Regions from separate parts of the Homo sapiens genome. Here region 1 is linked to region 2. The links are chromatin contacts, found by Hi-C or POLR2A ChIA-PET in ENCODE. All regions are on one chromosome and are shown on one strand. Each heading gives the region's core, a stretch centred on a gene start or an enhancer-like site at or near the end of the contact. The rest is flanking DNA. Distances are from core to core; before and after follow the strand shown.

Evidence for each region. Hi-C counts contacts between places; a loop is a spot of excess contacts on that map. ChIA-PET counts read pairs that join two places held with the same protein, here RNA polymerase II (POLR2A). Pooled maps may share reads with other maps.
Region 1: a loop to region 2 is called in a map of Caco-2, with 9 times the contacts of the local background. The contact joins the enhancer-like site here to the promoter of TNRC6B-DT in region 2. A Hi-C loop is called at or near these places in 9 of 168 maps with a recorded cell type or tissue (Caco-2, HepG2, PC-9 and 6 more), 1 of 37 single-sample maps with no recorded cell type and 11 of 50 pooled maps. POLR2A ChIA-PET finds 5 or more read pairs at or near these places in 19 of 52 experiments (A549, B cell, CD4-positive, alpha-beta T cell and 15 more).

Annotation. Positions count from the first base shown.
Region 1 is chr22:40,153,731-40,158,028 of GRCh38, reverse strand. It overlaps a transcript of TNRC6B not described here. Among named protein-coding and RNA genes, the nearest start is that of TNRC6B, 22 kb to the left of the region's middle. Within about 2 kb of position 1,913, at least 8 of the 41 ENCODE cell types and tissues checked have a DNase peak (open chromatin) inside an H3K27ac peak, as active enhancers do.
Region 2 is chr22:40,041,803-40,045,890 of GRCh38, reverse strand. TNRC6B-DT (TNRC6B divergent transcript) reads left to right here and starts at 1,361. Exons shown (of 1, transcript NR_163486.1): 1 at 1,361-2,761. It overlaps FAM83F (family with sequence similarity 83 member F), which reads right to left. Exons shown (of 5, transcript NM_138435.4): 5 at 2,357-4,088. It also overlaps a transcript of TNRC6B not described here. RefSeq lists silencers at 308-377, 388-607 and enhancers at 908-1,027, 1,338-1,637, 1,719-2,366.

The sequences.
Region 1 (4,298 bases), core at 664-3,163, 110 kb before region 2:
TTTGACAACTGCAGTTTTACTAACAACAGTATTTTTCAAGAGCATAGCTTCCAAGGATGGCAAAGGGTGTGAGAGAGTCGGTAAGATCTGGGTTCAAATCTAAATTGCATTTCAAGCTGCATTACCATGGGCAAGTTACCTACCCTGATCTCTGAGTGAAATGGAGATGAAATGGTGTAATGAGTGGAAATGACAGAGTAAAACATATTTAAGCAAAGTACCTTGTGCACAGAAAACCCTCGACAAATGGAGTTATAATTTTTATATGACAGACCTTTGACCAGAGTGTGGGGGTGGAGGGCTGTGCAGTGGACACGGAGAAAAGCACCTGAAGTGTTTCTCTTGTCATTCTACTGGGACTAGATGTCTGGCATTCTAATTTGCTAAAGATGAATTGATTCCATCAGCCCATGCAAAATGTAAGTGCATTTGATAGAATACAGCAAAGCTAGGATTTATATTGTGAGCTATTTTTAAAATTGCCTGGTTAGCAAATTAAACCAGCTGTGAAAATATCCTGGTTTCCATTCACAACAAATACAAGACGAGCCATTTTCCTTTAATGAATCTGGCCTCGTGGCAGCATAGTCCATTCTGCATAATTTATTCCTAAGGGTTTTAAAGACATAATTTTCTTAAGACAGACCAAAATTAAACTATTTTCTAGGAAAAAAAATATGAATGAGAGAAGTTTCTCTGTATAGATTTTTGGTAAATTCCATAATCACTGGCCCATTCAATTTAGGAGACTAATGTCTGAATAAAAAATAGTAGTTATGTCAGTACTTTAAGCAGTCTTAACTGTTTTTCCTTTAAAAGGGCATATGAAAAACCAGTCTGCTCTGCAACACAATTTTTCACATTCTATGACGGAGAGAGGAAAAAAATTCACTCACTGCTATCAAAAAGCTACCCAACAGACTCCCAACTTCAGGTTTAAAACCAATCACCCCTGGCTGGGCACGATGCCTCACACCTGCAATCCCAGCACTTTGGGAGGCCGAGGCAGGCAGACCACCTGAGGTCAGGAGTTCAAGAGCAGCCTGACTAACATGGTGAAACCCCATCTCTACTAAAAATAGAAAAATTAGCTAGGTGTGGTGGCGGGCAACTGTAGTCCCCGCCACCACACCTAGTCCTATTTAGGAGGCTGAGGAAGGAGAATTGCTTGAACCCAGGAGGCGGAAGTTGCAGTGAGCCCAGATTGCACCACTGCACTCCAGCCTGGGTGACAAGAGTGATACTCCGTCTCAAGAAAAAAAAAAAAAAAAAACCAACAACAAACCAATTACCCCTTAAGGAGTTAGGGGAGAGATCCTGAATTATTTGGAATGTTGGCTAAGTTATATTATTTATAATTCCTGTTCCTTTAGAGAAACAATTTGTTATTTAAACAAAGATCAGCAGTGTAAATAACCAAATGGAATAGAATTTCAGAAAGTACCATTCAAATAAATTCACACTTAGATTGCAGGGAAATGGTCTATTAGTTTAGTTCACTTCAGAAAGACAATACTGAGAAAAGGATGTACCATTTTATACTTTCTTTGGAAATCAACCAAACAGAATTAGTTCAATTTGGAACATACTGAGCCTTAAAGCCTTTGCTACAACATAACATAAATTTTGATTAGGCGAGTGTGAAAAACTGTAACGCTAACTTTCTTGTCCTTCTAGTTAGTTGGTCTATAAATAGAAGCAATGCATTAACAGCCACCAAAGCAACTGGTGAGTTCCCCAATGTCTCCAACGTATACATCTCTGACAAACACGCTTATCAGCATGTTGAACCAAAGTGTTTCCGAGGATCTGTAATAGGACTCTTTTTAAATAAACTGTGACTCACTGTTTGCTTTCTTCACCAGGAGGTGGAGTCTTGCCATGCCCTTCCATTACAAAATCCTCCTGTTCCACCTGCAAAGGCAAGCACCACAGGTCAGCAGCAGTCAGTAACTACAATGCGACTCACTCCAAGAACCCACACCTGCCCTGTGCAGAACCACAGGGCCGTTTCACTGTGGTGCACAGAACAGAAGCCTGGGCCAATGGTTTTCAAACTTCTCCTTGAGTGATTAGATCTGCAGAAAAAAGGAAACATGTTGATCGGCAAAACACATAACTCTGACAAAGGATTAGCATCTAGAATATAAAAGAACGGTGATGAATCAATGAGACAAAGACAACCTACTAGAAAAATCTGCAAATAACCAAGCAGGAATTTCACTGAAGAGAACACATAAACAGTTTCTAAACATATGAAAAGATGTTCAATCTTATGTCAGTCAAGAAAATGCAAATTAAAACCATTTCACAACTACTAGGTTGGCTAAAATTAAAGTCAGGTAATACCAAGTGTTGACAAGGGTATGCAGCAATAGCAACTCTTATCCACTCCTAGTGGGAGGGAAAACTGGTATAGCTACTTTGAAAAGCAGTTTTGTCAGCCAGGCAGGGTGGCTCACGCCTGTAATCCCAGCACTTTGGGAGGCCAAAGCGGGCAGATCATGAGGTCAGGAGATCAAGACCATCCTGGCCAACATGGTGAAACTCCGTCTCTACTAAAAATACAAAAATTAGCTGGATGTGGTGGTGTGCGCCTTTAGTCCCAGCTACTCAGGAGGCTGAGACAGAAGAATTGCTTGAACCTGGGAGGCAGAGGTGGCAGTGAGCCGAGATCACGCCACTGTACTCCAGCCTGGGCGACAGAGCAAGACTCCGTCTCCCCCAACAACAACAACAACAAAAAGTTTGCATTATCTATTACATTTGAAGATGCATTTACTGTACACATTAGTAACTGCACTTACTTATAGGTATATACCTAGAGAAGCTTTTGCACATATACAAAAGTATTTATAGTGGAATTATTTTTAACAGAAAAAAATAGAAGAATAAACATCTGTCAACAGTAAAACAGATAAATAGGCTATGGTGTTTTCAGAAAATAGAATACTATATTGCATGAAAATGAATGAACTACAGCTACACACCTCAATCTGGGTGAGTTACAAAAAGGTAATCAAGTGAAGGAAGCAAGTCACAAAAGAATGCATATGTAGTATGATTCTATAAATATCAAGTCCAAATATATATATATTTTAGAGCAAATTGAAGCAGAATATATATATATATGTATATATATATATATATATATATATATATATATATTTTTTTTTTTTTTTTTTTTTGAGATAGAGTCTTGCTCTGTTGCCCAGGCTGGAGTGCAGTGGTGCGATCTCGGCTCACTGCAAGCTCTGCCTCCCAGGTTCACACCATTCTCCTGCCTCAGCTTCCCCAGCAGCTGGGACTACAGGTACCCGCCACTATGCTCAGCTAATTTTTTTGTATTTTTAGTAGAGATGGGGTTTCACCGTGTCAGCCGGGATAGTCTCGATCTCCTGATCTCGTGATCCACCTGCCTCGGCCTCCCAAAGTGCTAGGATTACAGGCGTGAGCCACCACGCCCAGCCAGAAAATATGTATTTTTAACCATATGTATGTACATATAGGCATACATACGTATATACATGCTTTTATTTTATTATTTATTTATTTATTTATTTTTGAGATGGAGTCTCGCCCTGTCACCCAGGTTGGAGTGCAATGACGTGATCTTGGCTCACTGCAACCTCCACCTCCCAGGTTCAAATGATTCTCCTGCCTCAGCCTCCCGAGTAGCTGGGATTACAGGCGCCTGCCACCACGCCCAGCTGATTTTTGTATTTTTTTAGTAGAGACAGGGTTTCACCATGTTGGCCAGGATGGTCTCGATCTCCTGACCTCGTGATCCACCCGTCTTGGCCTCCCAAAGTGCTGGGATTACAGCAGTGAGCCAATGCGCCCAGCCCATGCTTTTATATTTAAAGATATAAAGAAAAGGCTGAGGGCTATGGCATGACCCTGTAAGTCCCAGCTACTTCGGGGGACAGAGGCAGGAGAATCAATTGAGCCTAGGAGTTCAAGACTGTAGCGCTCTATGATCACACCTGTGAATAGCCACTGCACTCCAGTCTGGGCAACACAGCGAGACCCTAAGTCTTAAAAAAAAATAAAGAAAGCCAATAATTTCTTAATATTAATATTAATTAATATAATTTCATAAATGGAATTATTCCCTTTCTTTAATGATTTATTATAATTTAAATTACTAATTTTATTTAAAAATTAAAATTTATATTAAATACATATACATTATTTAAAAAGTCAAATAACATTAATACTACCGGCTGACAAACAAAAACAGTACTTTCCACCCCTGCCCCACCCTCACAACATAAGCCTCCATCCTCCCTTCCTCA
Region 2 (4,088 bases), core at 112-2,611:
ACGAACTTAAAGTCCCAGGCTGGTAACCTGAATTCCAAAGAATTCAGAATAAGCTGGTCCTTAAGGCGCTTGACTAGAGGTGACCGTTACTGGACGTCTTTAACCACTACAGCGTGTCTCGCTGGATCGGATGTCCAGCCTCTACAGCCGAATAAACCGGTAGTCTGGAACTGAAGGGCACCGGACCACGGGAAGGTGTAAAAACACTCTCCGTGCCCCTCGTTTCCTTGTCCAGAGTCTGAGCCGCCTCCCCAAGTGGCCGCACACGCAGGGCCCTGGCGAGGGGTGTGGAACGCATTCACCTTGTCACGCAGGTCCTGCACACAGGCCGGGACGCTGCGCAGGGACCCGAGGATCCGAGGCCTGACGCCTCCCTCTGCCACCGCCAGCCAGGGGCGGACGCGCCTCCGCGGGCCGGGAAGGTGTCCCCGCGCCGAGGCCCCCCGGAGACGGGAAGCGAACTCGACGGCCGGGCCAGCCCACCCGGAAGCCCTCCCCCAGCTCACACCTGCTGGCGCGTGACGCCCGGAGCCGCGCGCGCGCCCGCCAGTGCCTGCCCGGCCGTTCGGGGCGCCCCGGCCCGCGCGCCGGACGTCGCCCCGAGTCCCTCCCCGCCCCTCGACTCAAATCTCGGCGGCGCCCGCTCCCGCGGAGCGCGCGCTCAGCGCCGCCGGCCGCACCAGCCCCGCGCGCGCTCACGCCCCCTCCCCGGCCCGCTCCCCGCCCCACGCGCGCTCCCTCGCGAGGACACGCACACGCCGCGCCTCCGCTCACCGCCCCGGGCCGCGCCGCGCGCCCCCGGGGGCGCCCTCGCCGACCCCCGGCCGCCCCGCTCCGTCCCGGCGGGGCGCGGGGGAGGGGAAGGACGGCGCGGCCGCCGCACCTCACTCACCGCCGAGCCGTGCCGGCTCCGAGTGCGCGGCGTTTCGCTGTGAGGCGAGGCGCGCAGTCTCCGCTTCTCCGCAGACTATGGAGGCGACGTCGTAGGGGGGACTGAGGGGCGCAGGGGTCACTCCCTCCCGTTTCGCCTTGCAGCAGCACGGGGACCCCAAAAACTAAAAACAAAATAAACAAACTTTCCCCTCCGCATCCCTCCCCCAAAACCACAACACAAACACTCGGGGGCCCGCCCAGAGCCCCACTCCATTGGCCGCAGGGAGGATGCTTCCGGCTCTCACTGGCTGGCTTTTGTGCCCGTCAAGCTGTCGTTCCGCCCCTCCAATTCCTCGTTGCTGCCTTCGCCCCTCATTGGTTAAGTGCTTCCCGTTTAACGAGCTAGGATTGGCTGAGCTGCCTGAGCCAATCATGTGGGGACACACCCCCTCAGCATCCCAGAGGCCGCTTCCTCGGTCGAGGACCCAGAGAGACTCAGGGGAAATTAGAGCATGATGGCGGCCGAGGTCGCTTGGCGCAACCATCGTCTTTTTTCTTTATTTTTAGCTCATTAGTGCCTTGCCTCGGCGCTGTTTCCCTAAGCTCCTCTCTCCAACCAGTACTGCCCTATAACGGAATCCATACGTGCCGGCTCCTTGATTTATCCCCTCCGAAGTGCTGAGTGTGGGCTGGTTGTGCGTCATTGGACTGTCAGGATGTCACTCCCCAGTCAAATCTTCAAGCTATTGGTGGAACAGCAAGAAAGCCCGTCCATCAACAAGGGCTAATACCATTGGTTTGACTCCACTGTGTTATTTCCTGGCACCTTATTGGGCAAATAGGTGCGTCAGATCCGGATTCGCTCTGCTACGGTTAATTGTTTACTGGGGATTTGGGGTCAACTCTGGTTGTTTGGCCAGTAGTTGACGATAATAGTGACTCCCTTGCCTATTTTGTGCCAAGTATTGGGCTGCTTTCTTCACAAACATTATCTGGTTAAACCTGGGAGTAATGCAGTATCCAGTTTTTATAGATGGGAAATTAAGGCTGGCGAGAGCTTAGAAAACTTGCCCAAGGTCATCCAGATACAGAGTCGTTGGTGGGCCTGGCATCTGGTCCTGGGTCAAACTGCAGAGACTTCACTCTTTTTATTATGCTTTAGTGCCTCCACCTTAGACGATGTACTTGTCAGCCAACCTAGCATCTTAAAAACGTTTCATTTGGAACTCAAAGTCTTCAGTCAGTTTCTAGAAGTGACTTTGTTGGGGACTTACTATGGAAAGGTTGTCATTGCCTCCACCACATCTTCCTCCCCAGGACCCATTCCTCTCCCCTTTAAGGTAGACATTTCTGCCTCCTTTTATGCGAAGCCTAGGCACCACTCGCAACCCCTGACCAACCATCTACAACTCATTCTTTGGAGAGAGTCCTCAAGAGCTGGAAAACTAGGAGAAATCAAGTCTAAAGAGAGAGACAGAATAAATCGTCTTAGAAATGAATAATTTATTGCATGCAAAGAGAACAGCCCTTCAGCTCCTGGAAATCTTCCAGGATAGTTGATGCTGAGCAAGACGTGTGCTCCTGGCTGGTGGCCACTGGGTTCTTTCCCTATAGCAGCATTCATCGAAGTGAATCCAACATTTCAGCCAGAGGAGGGCAGGACGCTTAGGACCCATTGCCAGTGAGCTTTTGCGACCGAAATGATCTCCAGGAGCACAACGCTGGACTCTAGCCCACATTCCATCTTGGGTAATTAACATTTTACCGTCCCAAATCCCCATCCCCTGTAGCTTCAGTGGGATCACCGCCCTTGTTTCACTTCCTGATCCAAGCTGTTGTGTAACCTCCTTGGCACTGCTTTAATAATAAAACAACCATTGTAACATAGTAACAATGCTCAACACTTAGAGCCTTTCAGCAAATGAAGCCAAGGTATTTCATAAACGTCAATTAAGAGTAAGTGGCATGTATTCCTAGGGCAACTGCAAGAAGGACAGAAGAAAGATCGTGCGTCAAATTCTAATATAGGTTGTAAGAACGTGAGTCCTTAAAATTGTATGCACATACCCCATATTAGCCTTCCAGTATGGGGATTCTGAACTCAAAAACACAATGAATGAGAAACATTCAGAATCTAAAACCTTCCTAATCTTCAAAGTTGGTTGCTTGGACCCCTATTTTAGCACTTAAGTTGGTGCTTGACTTTCTGGGTAATTGTTTGATACATTTCAGTTGTAAGTACCTTGAAGCAGATGGTTTCTTTTTCATCTTTGTGTCCTTCACATTGTTCTGATCGTAAAAGGCCCCCAAATAAATAATTACTCAGTAAATGTTTAGTGAGCATGTCAGGCACTTTTACTAAGTTACAAAGGCTATGCAGATGAGTGATACACTCTCTCTTCCTTCAAGGACCTCAGTCGAGTAGGGGTGTCCAGCAGATAAGCAGATAACCATGATGCAGTGCTGTGAGAAGGTGCCCTGGAAGCAAATGGTAGGGACATGGGACTCCATCTCGGGAGGGACAGAAATGGCTTCCTGGAAGAAGTGACACCTTCAAGGAGAACTAAAGAATGAGTTACGGTTAGCTAGGCAAGAGACTGGTGATGTGTGGTGACCTACGACATTTGCTCTCTGGTGGCAGGGAGCAGAATGGGAATATCCAGAGATGGCCAAAGCCTGTTCTTCTTAGAATCTTTGTCCATAAAGGCCTCAGCAATTTGTCCACTCCACCTCATTGTGCCTTCCCTCCCAGAGACAAAACAAATGCCTGAAACCTTCTCCTATTTGCCCACTTGAGAATAGGAAAATAATTTCCAAATAAGATGGCCGTTTTTCTGATCATAAAAGTAACATTGAGGCCAGGCACATTGGCTTATGCTTGTAATCCCAGCAATTTGAGAGGCCAAGGCGGAAGGATTGCTTGAGGCCAGGAGCTTGAGACTAGCTAGAGCAACACAGGCAGAGCCCATTTCTACAAAAAGAAAGAAAATAAATAGTTGCGCATGGTGGCCTGCGCCTACAGTCCCAGCTACTTGGGATGCTGAGGTGGGAGGATTGCTTGAGCCTGGGAGTTCAAGGCTGCAGTGAGCCACACCACTGCACTCCAGCCTGGGCAATAGAGCAAGACCCTGTCTCAAAAAAAAAAAAAGTAACATTGAGTAAATATAATATTAACTCAATATTTAATATTCTGTATTTCAGACAATATAGAAAGT